2 separate regions of the Homo sapiens genome follow, and region 2 is linked to region 1. A link is an interaction called in ENCODE POLR2A ChIA-PET data of the cell type or tissue named here. Cell type or tissue: HepG2. All regions are shown on one strand.

What was found. ChIA-PET counts read pairs that join two places held together with the same protein. Peaks named below come from ENCODE experiments on the same cell type or tissue, not always from the same donor. Only the 100,000 strongest peaks of a DNase experiment are listed, where the experiment ranks them.
Region 2: POLR2A ChIA-PET joins it to region 1 with 19 read pairs; 3 of 35 experiments call an interaction of 5 or more read pairs at or near these places.

What each region holds. Positions count from the first base shown.
Region 1 is chr4:68,948,599-68,956,598 of GRCh38, reverse strand. It overlaps UGT2A3 (UDP glucuronosyltransferase family 2 member A3), which reads left to right and starts at 4,795. Exons shown (of 6, transcript NM_024743.4): 1 at 4,795-5,553. The coding sequence starts at 4,839. In HepG2, no CTCF peak of the experiment used is centred here; DNase peaks (open chromatin) are centred at 2,238, 4,258, 4,908 and 5,318; H3K4me3 peaks cover 2,945 bases.
Region 2 is chr4:69,049,275-69,057,274 of GRCh38, reverse strand. LOC105377265 (a long non-coding RNA gene) reads left to right here. Exons shown (of 5, transcript XR_001741714.2): 2 at 499-606; 3 at 7,139-7,332. It also overlaps a transcript of UGT2B7 not described here. Among named protein-coding and RNA genes, the nearest start is that of UGT2B7, 43 kb to the left of the region's middle. RefSeq lists silencers at 2,179-2,228, 2,577-2,777. In HepG2, no CTCF peak of the experiment used is centred here; a DNase peak (open chromatin) is centred at 2,254; H3K4me3 peaks cover 5,278 bases.

The sequences.
Region 1 (8,000 bases):
CATGAGATTTGGGTGGGAACATAGAGCCAAACTGTATCATTCTAGCCCTGAACCCTCCCAAATCTCATGTCCTTCTCACATTTTAAAACAAAATCATGCCTTCTCCACAGACTCCCAAAGTCTTAACACATTCCAGCATTACCCAAAATGTCCAAATAGTAGGTCTCATCTGAGACAAGGCAAGTCCCTTCCACTTATGAGCTTGGAGAATAAAAAACAAGAGAGTTACTTCCAAGATCCAGTGGGGATACAGCAACTGAGTGAATGTTCCCATTTTAAAAGGAAAATGTTGACCAGAATCAAGGGGCTCCAGGCCCCAGGCAACTCCTAAACCCAGCAGGGCCCTCATTAAATCTTAAAGCTCCAAAATAATTTCCTTTGACTCTATGTCTCACATCTATGGCACACCAGTGCAACGGGAGGGCTCTCAAGGCTTTGGGCAGCTCTGGCCCTGTGGATCTGCCTGTCTTTTCCTCATCTTCCTGTCTTTTTCTGAGCCTTCCAAACTGTTTCAACCTCTGCCCATTACCAAGCTCCAAAGTTGCTTCCACATCTTCAGGTATCTTTATAACAATGCCACACCTCTCTAGTTTTCTGTATTAGTTTGCTGTCACATTGTTCTCACATCTTCTGTATTACTTTGTTCTCACATTTGTTCTCATATTGCTATAAAGAACTACTCAAGATTGGGTAATTTATGAAAAAAAGGGGTTTAAATTACTCACAGTTCCCCAGGCTGTATAGGTACTATGGCTGAGGAGACCTCAGGAAACTTATAATTATGAGAAGGTGAAGGGGAAGCCAACATGTCCTGCCTGACTGGAGCAGGAGGAAGTTGGGGGGAGCGCTACACACTTTTAAACAACCAGATCTTCTGAAAACACTATGATAAGACAGCACTAAGGGGGTGGTCCTAAATCATTAGATGGGGAAGGCCCCCAAACTTCTCCGTTTTACACACATGCTTGCAAATGGGAGCCGCATGAAACCAAAAAATTGCCCCAAAAGAGTTTTGTCCTTGTCTTTCCTCATTCTTATATATTTTCCCACTTTTTTTCTTAAAAGGAGGAACCAAACTGTGTCCTAGGGTTTTTTGTGTGGTGCATCAATGCGTGCTGATTGTAAGTGAGACTCCACATGTTTTAACGTTGAGTTGTTTCTGCCTTCTTACATGTCTTAGTGAATCTTTGAAATGCTTGTTCTTCAGTGCCGTAAAGAAAAGAAATAGCACTCGAACATAAATTTAATTTCTTCAGCAAGACCATTTTTTTTTCTTTTTTTTTTCCTTTCTGCAAAAAGGGTGCACTCACCAGCAGTTTAGTCATGAAAGTACACCAAACAGAGGATACAGGGTCATTTATAACTTGATGCATCCACCTTACTGCTGTGTCCTGTTTCTACTGGAAGGAATAGGACCTCATATTCTGTGTTTGTCCTGATTGGCTAGCAACTTAGAACTTTTTAAAAGAGGCAAAGGCAGAGGAGAACAAAGGAAGGTGGAAGTAACTTGTGGAATGCTGAGAAAGGTAAAAACACCTTCAAATAAGCAATAGGACAAGTCTATGACCTAACGCTTTCTTGGACCAGTGCAAGCATGCCAGGGCAAATATTTAGGCTAAATTGTGGGAGCTAAGAACATAAAGTACATTGATTTCTTTATTACGGCTAGTGAATATTTAAGAATGTTAGCACAGGTCTTTGAATAAATTTTGCTTCTAAGACAAGTTACTATTTATTCTCAATTAGATGAGGAGGAAAGTCTTTGAAGAGGCACCTCTACTTTACTTTTTACAGTAAAGCAGACTAGGGTCACTGGAGCAGTTTTGTTGTTTGAGGTATTACCAGGAGTTCTGGAAAGGGTTGTCCTTTCACAGTTGAATGCAAAGACTCTTATAAAAAAAAAAAGGAAGAAAGAAAGCTAATGGGGCAGAGTGTTTCATTTGTGTAAGACATGAAAAACTGGTTAGGATTGGATGTCTTCTTTGCATATATACAAATTATCGTTAGCTCCACTTCTTCCCTCTAGTGTGCACGCAGGTCCTTAGCCTGACTTAGTGCATGTTGTTTTATTTTGCTTATTTGGTATGTGTCACTGCGGATGTGTCTGGTTCTGTGTAACTTTCTTTATGTATACAGCTACAGGTCTGTCTTAGACAAGCACTCTGTGCAAGTTCCTTTATACGAGTATGCCTGAAAATAAAAGGTATGTGATCACTGAAGGCCACCATGTACAGGCAGAGCTCACTTGTTGCACAGAAGACAAAGGCTTTGGACTTTGCTTCCTTATCTGCGCTTGCAGCTTGATTTCTTCCACACTGTTATTTTTTGGGGGAGGACTTCTACCAAGAAACTTGTCCAAACTATTTGCCTAACTGGTTCCTTATTTTCTTTTCTCTCATTAGTTTCTCTCTCCAGACAGCTATCACCTCCATGAGGGCTCAAAACACTGAGTGATCAGCTCTTACATGCATTTTCTAGATGAGCTTTTTTAAACTCGTTGTGTTGGCAGGGGTTCTCTGTTTGGCCACTATACATCATGAAGTTTTAACATCCCAGACATTCCAAGTGGGCCCCCTTGGCTGGGAGGAGTAAAATGCCCTTTCTCTTCAGAGCTGAGGAGCTCAGTCTCTGGTCTCTCATTTATCTGTGAAAATAATAGTTCAGCTTCTCATACAAAAGTGCAGAGAAGCCTTTTGAGCTTATATTTGGGAAAAAAGGCAATGGAGAGGACCCTTTAGAATGAACTCCTGAAGTATAATTAGGATTCTAAAAGACAACCTCCAAGGAGAAAAAAAAGAAAAAATGTTCAGAATAAATCAAGGACTATATACCGAAAGGAGATCCAGGACTCAAGAGGACATACCAGTTCCACTGGAGAAGAAGCTCAAAATTGGAGAGGCATTCAGTGGGCCTCTGTTGCTACCTTAGCTTCAAGTTCAGGCAAGTTTTATGGTGTCCTGAGTTTTGTCTGAGGCCCCACATGTTCAAGTGTCAAGTTGTTATTGATGAAAAGAGTCGAACACTTTAAAATATTTAAAGAGGTTTATTCTGAGCCAAATATGAGTCAGTAATGGCCTGTGATTTATCCCTCCAGAGACCCTAAGAACATGTCATCATGGTGCTCAGGCTACACAGTTTTAATGCAATTTAGAGTGACATTAGACATCAATCCATACATGTAGGTTATATATTGACTTGGTCTGGATAGGCAGGACAACTGGGAGTGGGGCTTCCAGGTCATAGGCAAATTCAAGGATTTTCTATTGGCAATTGGTTGAGTTATATTGTTGTCTAAGTTATAGAATTAACAGACAAGAATGTCTGGGTTAAGATAAAGGGCTGTTAATACCAAGGTGTTATCATGCAGATAAAGCTGTCAAGCAACAGGCTTCAGAGAGAATAGATTGTAAATGTTTCTTATCAAAATTAGTGAGTCTGTTCTATTGGTTTTAAAGTCTGCGTTGATGGTAGTGCTAGTGAGTTTTTCCTGAATTCAGAAAGGGGGGAGGGTATAATGAGGCATATCCTATCCCACCACCCCACTTCTCATCATTGCCTCAACTAGTTTTTGAGATTAACTTTGAAATGCTCTTTGCTGAGAGTAAGGGTCCGTTTAGATGGTTGGGGATTCCTAAAATTTTATTTTTTGTTCACATCTACATACAGTTGTTGAAAATTTGAACAGTAACTACAGGAAAAATAACCCAGTTAGATGATATTGATTCTGAAAACTGCTCTAAGTTTTGTGCATAATATTTTACCTAATGTCATTATCAAACTTCTGCTTATTAAGACAGAAACCACAACCATGTCTTTTCTCCTACACATTTTTTCCTATCTCAGATATTATCAGTAAATTCAAATTTTAAATTAATTTCTTGCATTTAACTATTAACAATTTATGTTTCATTCTATTAGGTTGACATGTCTCAGTAACTAATATATAATTTTTATCGTTTTCCCTGTTTTAAACTCTTACCTTTACATACCACTCTGTGTTGAGATGCAAGAGTTTCTTGCTAAAGAAAAGGTTGATCTTGTGACTATCCTTTAAAACTTGAGTAAATAATTATTTGCCTATAAATTATGATTCAAACTCATAATTTTTTATTTAAAATTATGTTCTCCAATTTCAAACTAACTTTCTTCTGTAACGTCCTGCTCTGAACTTTCTCTGTGACCACTACTCACTGGAATGATTTTCAAATATCCTATACTTTTGTATGCTTCTATCGATTGTGAAATGCTTCCTTTGGCAACAGTAAATCCTATCAAAGCTTTCATCTCACCTCCTAAGTCAAATGCCTTATTAAAGCTTTTATTATTTCATATTAAAGCAATTGTGCATTTTCCCCTCTGAAATACTGAACACTTTGTACTTATTATATAAAATTAGTCAAAATAGTTACCCAAACTCTCTAAGTATATTCTCAGTAAACCTTTGTATTGTCCTTGTGAGCAAGGGATGTGAAACATGTGCTGTCCTAAACCATCTGATGCCTTGGACTTAGTGTGGAATGAATGTAAGTGTGATTGTGTGCATGTTTCTGCACATGAATTATTAAATCTAAAGACTTGAAAAATTTTTTTCTTTATCATCAATCCAGGTAATAAAAGTATATTTATGTATTTTATTTCTAAGTTCTAGAGGGTTGGAACAACTTTTCCCTGATACATTGCATTTTTTTGATACCTTCAGTACATGTTAAACTGGCAACCACCAGTGAACTTTACTCTTAAAATATTAATTTTTAACTTCTGTGCTTATATTGTCATTTCAACTCCTTGCTTAGTAACTACAAAACCATTGCAGATCAGTGTGTGAGGGAACTGCCATCATGAGGTCTGACAAGTCAGCTTTGGTATTTCTGCTCCTGCAGCTCTTCTGTGTTGGCTGTGGATTCTGTGGGAAAGTCCTGGTGTGGCCCTGTGACATGAGCCATTGGCTTAATGTCAAGGTCATTCTAGAAGAGCTCATAGTGAGAGGCCATGAGGTAACAGTATTGACTCACTCAAAGCCTTCGTTAATTGACTACAGGAAGCCTTCTGCATTGAAATTTGAGGTGGTCCATATGCCACAGGACAGAACAGAAGAAAATGAAATATTTGTTGACCTAGCTCTGAATGTCTTGCCAGGCTTATCAACCTGGCAATCAGTTATAAAATTAAATGATTTTTTTGTTGAAATAAGAGGAACTTTAAAAATGATGTGTGAGAGCTTTATCTACAATCAGACGCTTATGAAGAAGCTACAGGAAACCAACTACGATGTAATGCTTATAGACCCTGTGATTCCCTGTGGAGACCTGATGGCTGAGTTGCTTGCAGTCCCTTTTGTGCTCACACTTAGAATTTCTGTAGGAGGCAATATGGAGCGAAGCTGTGGGAAACTTCCAGCTCCACTTTCCTATGTACCTGTGCCTATGACAGGACTAACAGACAGAATGACCTTTCTGGAAAGAGTAAAAAATTCAATGCTTTCAGTTTTGTTCCACTTCTGGATTCAGGATTACGACTATCATTTTTGGGAAGAGTTTTATAGTAAGGCATTAGGTAAGACACTTTTGTTTTATTTTTAATTTAGTTATCAAAAGAAATATTTTTAAAAATTGTCATACATTGTCTATGACATATATATGCAGGTCAATGAGTTTTTTTAGAAAATGTTGTAGCTGTTTTTCATAAAGAAAGTGTATTTGTTCTAAGCGTAAGATAACCTACTTTCTTAATACCAGTAATATACTTAAAAATGATCATCAATAACTAAGAGATTATATTTTGTATTTCCTCCAAATAGCGCAAATCAACATCACATATTTTTGAGAATCACTGATTGTTAGTCTGAATTTTATAGAATTTCTATTGAAATAAAATGCTAATCATTATTTTCTCTCTCATCATGTATTTAAGAAAATCTTCAGAAGGTCTTCTTTGAATTAATTTTTCAAGAGTCATTAAATTGAACATTTTCTAGAATTCTTTAATTTCTTAGGTGATTACTTCACAAAAACTTGAAAAAATATTATAAAAAGTTAAAAGACTTACGGTCTTGTGGGGCATAAGATAGTAGAATTTTTACTTTACTGATATACACCTACTTGACTTATTTTTATTTCCTTGCTTTACTGATAAAAAGTTGTTTTGCTTTGCAATTTTCATATAGTTGTGATCAGAGCTGGTCAATGCAAGACATGTTTTTATCCAAATATGTTTGAGAATTATGTAGAAACATGAAAAAAGGTACAATTATATTCGACACTAAAATATTGTTTAATGTATTCCAACGAATTCTTATGCATAGACTGTTTCACAGAACTAATATTCAGAGGATCCCAGTTCAAATGTCCTTAGCCTTAGACATGATTTGAATTTACATGTATTGATTTGCTTTAAATAATTTTCCATTCAGTAAGCTGTGCCTAGCTGCAGATAGCCTACCAGGCTTTATGGATCTAGGTAAACAATACAAATCTCTTGGCCTCAAGTCTACATTCAGATATTAATTTAAAGGGGTACAGCTATATAGAGGTCACTGGCAAATTTTGGTAAAATAGGATTATAGTAAAAGCCCCCTGACAAGATTGAAATTTAAAATAAAACAAAAGTGTTATCAAAGGGGTGAAAGAGCATTTTCCAATAAACAAAAGTGGGTTCTGGCCATGCATTCAGAAATTCCCCAACAATTCTTTAAAAATCATGGAGCAGCTTGATATATAAGAAATTCATTTAATAACTATATTTATTATGTAGCTCCAACTTACTAAATTATTGATTATTATATATTTTATAGAATTATCTATTGTGAGTCTAAATCAAGAGTATATATTCAAACAACTATAGGAAAAGGGATATCAGTCAATTTCAATTCAAGGATTTATTTCCATAAGTGCTTACGCACAGGTGTATTTCATTTTATTATACATTGCTTTATTGTCCTTCACAAAAATTGCAATTTACAAATTAAAGGTTTTTGAAAACCTTGAGTCAAGCTAATCAATTTGGCGTAATATTTCCAACAGCAAGTGTGTACTTTTGACTCTATCACATATTGGCATTTATCATGCTTTTTCAAATTTTTCATTGTTATATCTGTTACGGTGATCTGGGATCAGTGTTCCTTGATGGTTACACGTTTATTAGCTTGGGGGCACCTTGATGTGTTACAATATAAGACAGCAAACTTAATTATAAATGTTGTGCATGTACTAACTGCTCCGCTGATTCGTTTCCCCATCCCACTTCTTCTTAGGCCTCCCTATTCCCTGAGACACAGTAATATAACATACAATGACTTCTAAATGTTCCAGTGAAAAGAAAAGTAGCAGGTCTCTCAATTTAAACCAAAAATATAAAGGAATAAGTTTAATGAGTACTATAGTTTAGATATGGTTTGCTTGACCCTACAAAATCCTGTGTTGAAATTTGATCACCAATATTGGAGGTGGGGCTTGATGGGAAGTGTTAGGGTCATGAGGGTAGATTCCTTATGAGTACATTAATGCTCTCCCTGGGGAAATGGGTGAGTTCGTTCTCACTCTATTAGGTCCCAGGAGAGATAATTATTAAAAAGAGCCAGGAACATCCACCTTCTTTCTCTTGCATATCTCTCATTATCTGATCCCTGCACTTGCTGGCTCCCAACATCTTCTTCAATGAGTGGAGGAAACCAGAGGTCTTCACCAGACACAGATGTTGGTGCCATGCCTCTTGTATACCATGAAGAATTGTGAGCCAAATAAAAACCTTTTTCTTTTACAAATTAGACAGCCTCAGTTGTTCCTTTGTAGCAACAAAAAAAGCCTGGGACAGGCCAAAAACTACACCATTGCACCAAACAGTTAAACAAGATGTGAGTGCAAAGGAAAAGTTTTTGGAGGAAATTAAAAGTGCTACTCCAGTGTACATACAAATGATAAGAACAAATAACCATTATCAGTGCTGATATGGAGAAAATTTTAGTTGTCTGGAGAGAAAATCAAATTAGCTAGCTAGCTGCAGTG
Region 2 (8,000 bases), 100 kb before region 1:
CAGCTGGGAGCATCAGCAAGCTACTGCCTTAAAATCTGAGCTCCCCAAATACACAATTTCTGTCCCTTTTAAGGGCTCACAACACTGAAGATTTCACATGAAAAGTTCATGATTGATTTGAGCAAGCAGGTGGTGCATGACAGGGGCTGCACGCACTGGTGGTCAGAGAGAAACAGAACAGGGCAGGGAGTTTCACCATGTTCTTCTATACAATGTCTGGAATTTATGAATAACATCAGTTTCTAAGTCATGAGTTGATTTTTAACTACTAGGTTTAAGCCAGGCAGGCCCAGGGCTGGTTTTGGGCATGGTGCTGGGCTGCCTGTCTTTGATTTCACTTATTTGTTTTTTTCTTAAAACAGGTACTGAGGATAAAACAATATAAAATAATATGAGAGGGTCTTTCTCTTCCTTCATTCCCCCCTTTTGAGACTCTCACTTTTTATTAGCGGGAGTTCTCACTCTTATTTTTGTTACTTATGTCTTTTTGTGCAACAGATTGATAGTGATTTATATAGTACACTTGTGCTGAAGCACTTTGGTGAACTAAGGTAGCGATGAAGCTTTTTATCATTTGAAGAAGTACAGGTAGGAAACAAAGGAGCGGTAAGTAGGTTCTTAATTACTATTATTACTCTTATTATAAGAGTTTTAAATCTTCCTATTGCTGGGAACTAATTTTTAAACATGGCTTCCAGATTGTGTCCGTGCCACACTTGCATGGGTACATGTGCCAGTTTTGTTATGTCTTTAACTATATCCTCAACTACTTGTCCTTGATCATCTATGTGTAGACAACAATTAGTAAGGTTAAATTTTCTACAAACTTTTCTTTCAGCTGCTAGCAAGTAGTCGAGAACTAGTCTATTTTGATAGATCGCATTTCTCATCAGAGTCTCTTGACGGGCAAGAACAGTCAAGGCTTGATCGGTTTTATTAGTAATAATTTCTAAAACAGCTTGTAACCGTATGATTCGGTTGAGCATTTAGATGGGGGTCTAGTATCTTCATGAGCCATCTTGTGCCCAAGTGGCAGGTCCATAGTATTGTATGATTTTTTCAGGGGGCCATTTATTATCTTTTTAATCACCTATGGCTGTGCTTCCTTTTTTGTGGGAAGCATAGACTGGGAAGCCTAGAAGTTTACCTGTTTTTATGGGCAGTAAGAAGAAAGAAGGCTTAATGGTGCCAATTGCACAGCTACCTCTCCACTGATCAGGCAGCTTAGCATAAGCTCTGTGTCTACATATCTAGTATAACCTGGTGGGGACCATCCAGTCCTGGTAGAATTCTGGGTGGGCCTAAACAGTATGCAACTTTGGAAATTTACTGAATGGATTTCTTTCTGTGTAATTGGAACTCCACCATGTAACTGTTTTTGTGGTACTATTATAGAGCTTTTGTCTAAGACAGCTAAGCTGCCTTACAGGATGAGCGAATCCTTTTCTTTCTTTAGATATGCAATACTGTCTAATAATTGAGACTTTTAGAACCTAGAGATGATCAGGGTGATTCTTTTGGTCTGGGAATTCATCAGGAACTGGGTCTTTAGGAACTAATTCTGGGGCTTCCCATGGCCATTGATCTCCTGTTACGGTTTTTCCACAAACATAACGTGAAGTGACTTGTAGAGACTGGGCTATGTGTTCGGCTAATTGCAAAAACAAATTTTTAGTTTTTCCTGGAATCTCGGGTACTGGCACATTTAGTTCATCATAGAAAGTCTGAAATACTGGTTCTGGATAGTGTTCTTGAACTTCTTCTTTTATTAGGATGCTTACACTAGGATCTAGTCTTTTTCTGTTAATGTCTAATGTTACATATTTTTCTTTATTTTACTTTGGGTCTGAGGGGTTTGTGATTATCAATTTTAAAAGGTTGCAGCTCCTACTCATGCAGGAGGGGAGGGGCTGACCTTTTTTTTTTTTTGGAGTCAAACAGGATCCTTTTTATCTTTTTTTAAGTAGTCTAAATGACACAAGACCAGTATTAACACATCTCACAAAAATATGATTCTTGACAGATATACTTATTTTTTTACTGTGTAACTAGTTTTTCAATTTAGAGAACCACATCTTATCTCATGCTGCTTACTATTAATAGCAGCACAAGTGCCAAATTTTAAGATTACGTTTTTGGGGACCTTTCTTTTTTTTTTTTTTTTTTTTTTTTTTTTAGCTATTACTTTACTTCTGTCACTTAGAAAAGGATCAGTCCTTAATCATGGGAGGCTTACAGTGAGTCATAACACGCATCAGGCTGGTCACTTCCTGGATTACATACTTTGTACTGAGTGTTATTGTACAAACAAGTTCCTTTTGGAGTTCCTAGGCATTCATAATAACTATAAAATAATAGGACTGTAGCAATCTTTTTTCCTACCTCAGTGACTTGATGTATATACTGGGAACAGCCCTCAGTCTGAGGAAGTTCAGCTGAAGTCCTTAATGTACAAGTCCAAATTTTAAGGAAAATGAGTCCTGCGATGAGTTTCCTCATGCTTCAGCCGTGCGTGGACCAGTCAGCTTCTGGGTGTGACTGGAGCAGGGCTTGTAGTCTTCTTCAGAGTCACTTTGCAGGGGTTGGTGACGCTGCTCCTATCTACATACAACTCCTAGTCTACTGATGGTTAAGGATTGTCTCGGAGGTTGGGCCTACTAGAATAAACTGAGTCCAGCACCTCTAAACAGTTATGTTTAACTAGGCTCTCTGATACCAGGAGTAAGGTGGCAGGGTTAGGGTGTTGCAAACTTCAATGGTTATGTGGGGATTTTCACAGAGCAAGCTTTGGTATCTACTTAGTGTAACATTTATTAGCTAATGGTGTCCTTTAGTATTTATTAAAATCACCACAGCATGGGGAGACTTTATGTTTAGGTTTTGTCTAAGAGTTAGCTTATCTGCTTCTTGTGGTAACAGGGCCATTGCTGCCAGGGCCCTTGGACATGGGGGCCAGCCTTTGGAAACCCTGTCTTTTTGTTTTGAGAGATAGGCCACTGGCCTTGGCCAGTGCCCCACAGTCTGAGTTAAAACTCCAACTGCCATTTTTTTCTTTTCTGACACACAGACTTCACAGAGTCAGGTCAGGTAACCTCAGGGCTGGGGCCGACATGAGTTTTTTTTTTTTTAACTCATGAAAAGCTCTTTGCTGTTGGTTGTAATAGATGTAGTTTATCTAATCTACATTTTTATTCACTGTCATCTACCAAAATATTGACTTAAATCCTGTAGCTATTTGATTTCAAGCTTTAAATTGATCTGGTATTCCTTGCGGGGCTCTAATTGCATCTAAATAGATATGAGAGTTGGAAGACCTATAAGGGGCTTCTCTCGCTTTATGATATCTTATTATTTTCTTTTCTTCCTCTGGTTGATGAAATGCCAGGATGAAAGGGATAGCCAAATGGACTAAAGCACAAGTGCCACTCTACTTATTCAGCAGAGTACCTAGTAAAGGTCCACCACAATACCACCACACATCTGCTCGGGGATGAACAACGGCTGACTGATTGATAACCTTTCGAAAATTCTTAAGCTCACTGCATCCTTTCAGGTCTCTAAGGAATGCTGTCTCCTCCCTGCTGTGAGAGACACGAAGTGAACTTAGTGTTGGGAGATGGAAGCTGGATGGCCCTCGGAGGCTGACCCACAGGGACTTCAGGATATAGCAGAGAGAGCTTGGCATGACTTATTACTCCAGGCTGTAGAATCCTGGAAAAGAGTTACCATGCAGCCTACGCCTGGTCAACTGGAGGACCACTGTAGTGGAAAGGGGACAATTAGGGCCTCTGGCCTGCCATGTGCACAAGCATAACAATTGCTTTTGTTTAACGTGCAGATGGAATATTTGATCTATTTCAACCAGGCATTTGCATCTTGGTATGCTGTCTTAATTGCCAAAGTTTTTTTTAAGTCTTTAACTTCTGTGATCTTCTAGTAAAATGAATGTTTCCTTTAGCACCAATTTGTATTAGTTTTTAGACCAAAGAAAGCTAAACACCATTTCATATTTAATAATGCTTCTTGTATGATTTTTATACCAGATAAGCTAAATTTTACCTTTATATTAGTATGCTATTAATATTAAACTTAATTTTAATAAAACCTTGAAGACATATTTATCTAATTTTTCATGTTTGACCATAAGGTAAGATTTTATAGACTCTTTTTAACCTTTTATAATTTTTGTTAAAGAGCAGGTTGATGCTTTAAGAAAAAAAACCTGTTGCATTTTTACTTTTATGTCTAGTTCGCAGAAAAACTGGATGATATCTTTTTAACTTTAGCTAATATGTTTACACACAGACTTTTCTTTACAATTAATGTTTTAAAACTTGCTTAAACTTTTAAAACAATAATTTTTTTAACCTTTTAATGTAGGTAAAAATCCACATTTTTATGCCTCCTTATAATCTTTTTACCAAAGGTATGTTTTACTTTTTTATACACTTTGCACATAAACTGTTTCTTCAATAGTACTCAAGAGGCCAAATTACTTTTAAATTATAAAACCTTTTTGCATAAATTTTTATAACTTTTTTTCACGACTTCCACTGACAATTCTTCAACATGTCTCAACTTTTTGACTTATTACAAACATTTTTTTCTTGAAACAACCAATTTATTTCAGAACAAGAATTTACCATATAACACTCTTTTTACGTAAATTTTGCCTCCCCTTCTTTTTTTTTTTTTTTTTTTTTTTGAAGATAACCATTTCTTTTTTTTTAAGCAAACTTTTTTGATGTCTTTGGACTAGACTGTCTAAGGCCACAAGATTAGAATTTACCATAATATGTGTTACACTGTTAACTTTTAGCAAACTTCACTTTTGTTGAAAACCTTGTAAGTTTGGGATTTCAATTATCCTTTGCTATTAATAAGACCTTGTTTAGTCTAAATTAACTTAGAATTGGTATAGATGGCCTTTTTTTTCTCTCTGCTGGTCTTTCCTTGCCTCTGCCAGCTGCTTATGCTGCTGTTCTCTTAACTACTGTTGGGGGGGAAGGGGTCTAAAGACAGCTGTAACTGTCTATGTATGGAAACTGGTCTTGGTGCCTTGGTTTACAGGTTACTTTGTGTCATACCTTTGAAACAAGGGACCTGTCCAGGCTTCCTTCTGATGTCCAACCTACCTCTAATGCTGGCCAGTCTATTTCACACAAAGCTCTAAGTTTTCCTGGAGTCATAGTGACTCCATAGTCTCCATTAAATCCTTTCTTGAAATTCTTTAACATAGTTCTCAGTGGGGTGGGCTTACTTTGCACCTGATCCATGTTTTTTCGAGGCAAAACACCACGCTCACACCACACACACACCACAAAACAAAGAACAGGTAAAAGGGCACACACACACTTTTGCAGTTTATACCAAACCAAAATCAAAACCAAAATCAGCATACCCAGAAATTCAAGCCAGGCCAAAAACCGAAACCAAAGTATCCAGCAATTCAAGTCAAGTCAAAACCAGAACAAAGGTGCCAATAAGGGCACACCTTGGGTTGATCAGGCCACGCTTCCACTTAGGTGGAGTGGGGCAAGTTCAAAAGACTAGTCCTACCAAGTCAAGCCGAGTCAAAACCAGAACAAAGGTGCCAATACAGGCACACCGTGGGTGATCAGGCCACACTTCCACTCAGGTGGAGTGGGGCAAGTTCCAAAGACTAGTCTTACCAAATTTTAGATGTCTGGACTCCAAGTGCCAGTTCCTTCCTGGTGTTCAGCCACTGTGTTAATCCTCTGCGAGGGCCTGCTACCTGCTTCTCTGGTGAGGGATTCCACCGGGGCAATTTCCTACCCAGGAGGGCTCTTTGGATCATGTCACTCAGGCTGGCTGGAGTCCCCCACAGGGGCACTCCACAAGGCAGGCTTAAGTTGCCTAAGGGGCTGCCTCAGCTGTCTGTCAGTCACGTTGCTTCCCGGTCAGGGAGCCAAGAAATGTAACAGGAGGAGCCGCAGACAAAACTCAAGACACCGAGTTGTAGAAAGAAGGGACTTATTCAGCTGGGAGCATCAGCAAGCTACTGCCTTAAAATCCAAGCTCCCCAAATGCACAATTTCTGTCCCTTTTAAGGGCTCACAACACTAAAGATTTCACATGAAAGGGTCGTGATTGATTTGAGCAAGCAGGCGGTACTTGACAGGGGCTGCATGCACCGGTGGTCAGAGAGAAACAGAACAGGGCAGGGAGTTTCACAATGTTCTTCTATATAATGTCTGGAATCTATGAGTAACATCGGTTTCTAAGTTATGAGTTGATTTTTAACTACTAGGTTTAGGCCAGGCAGGCCCAGGGCTGGTTTTGGGCCTGGCGCCGGGCTGCCTATCTTTGATTTCACTTATTTGTTTTTTTCTTAAAACAGGTACTGAGGATAAAACAATATAAAATAATATGAGAGGGTCTTTCTCTTCCTTCATGTGTGTTTGACTTAGTATATATAATAAGAATTAAAATAGCATCTTTACAGAGTAGTGGGAAAGATACTGTTAAAAAATATGGAAACCAGACTCTTCATTTATAATATTTTAATCCCTAGTATGGATTCTTAGGAAGACTAGTGTTATTTGTTTACTTATCTTTAATTTTATATTGTTACAGCTCTGCTAAATCACTTGTATTTATTCCAGGCAGCTTTTCTGTTTAGCCATGAGAATTTATTTCCCTGACTATGAGCACAAAGGAAAAGTTACTTGTGATTGGGAAGATGTTATATATTTCTCTTAACTATGTAATCCAACATAAAACATTTTTTTCATGATCTTATTGGACATTTGCATATTCCCTGGTAAAATTCCTGTTTAGATTTTTAAACATTTTTTGATTATGTTATTTGTCTTTTTAACATTGAGCTGTAAGCTTTCTTTATTTTTTTTTATATAAGTAAGTCACTTATCAGGTATGTAACTTGCAAATAGATACTTCAAACTCTGGTTTCTCTTTTGACTTTATTGAAGGTGTTCTTTGATGTGTGAAAAATTTTAATTTGATGAAACCTAATTTATCAATTTTATTTTGGTTGCTCCTGCTCCTGGTGTCATATCTAAAAACTTTGCCACATTCAATGTTACAAAAAAATTTTACTTTGCTGTATATACAATTGTTTTTTGTGCTTGAAATATTAATGAATTCATCCTTTCAGCAACCCCATGAGGTTGATAATACTATGACCACCAATGCCATTTCATTGGTGAGGAAGTTGAAGCAAATAAAGTCCAAGTAACTTGTCCAACCCCACATCATTATGTAGTGGTTTCTCAGAGACTTGAATGAAGGGCATCTGGATCCAGAGTGCCAGCTCTTAACCACCATGTTATGCTGAGTCTTCTATTTGAGGTACAGATATTTTCAAAATATAATATTCCCTATTTTCCACTCATGTAGCTATATATTAATTGTAATTTTATTACAAATGTATAATTTAAAATATGTAGATTTATTATTCCAGTTATATATCACTGCATGACAAATTGTTTCCAAATGTCAGGCCTTAAAACAACTGTAATCATTTTATTATCATCGCTCAGAGTTTGGGTGTTGGTTGAGCTCAATTATGTGTTCCTTCCACAGAGTTTCTTAGGTAGCTACTTTCCTACGGTGCCTCGGTCTATAATTATCTGAAGATCATTCACTTACATACTTAATGATTCAAGTTGAAGGGCTCAAAGTGCTAGTGGGCTACCAGGATTTCTTGGGCATATATCTGTGTCTCTCTACCAAATTGTCATTTATTACGGGGACTACAGATGGAGTTGAGGAGGTGTAGAGAGAAAAAGAAACATACAAACAAAAGATCCAAAGAGAGAGGGAGAAAGAGAGAGAGAACACTTTGTGTTTCCAACAGAACTTTGTAAGATAAGCTGCATTATTTCCACTATATCGTTTCTGTTGAGACAGCTACAAGGTTTGCCAAACTTCAAAGGGAGGGGATATTACTTGACAGGAAAATTGTCAAAGTATTTATAGTCATGTCACAAAAATCACAACCAATATAACCTTTTGAA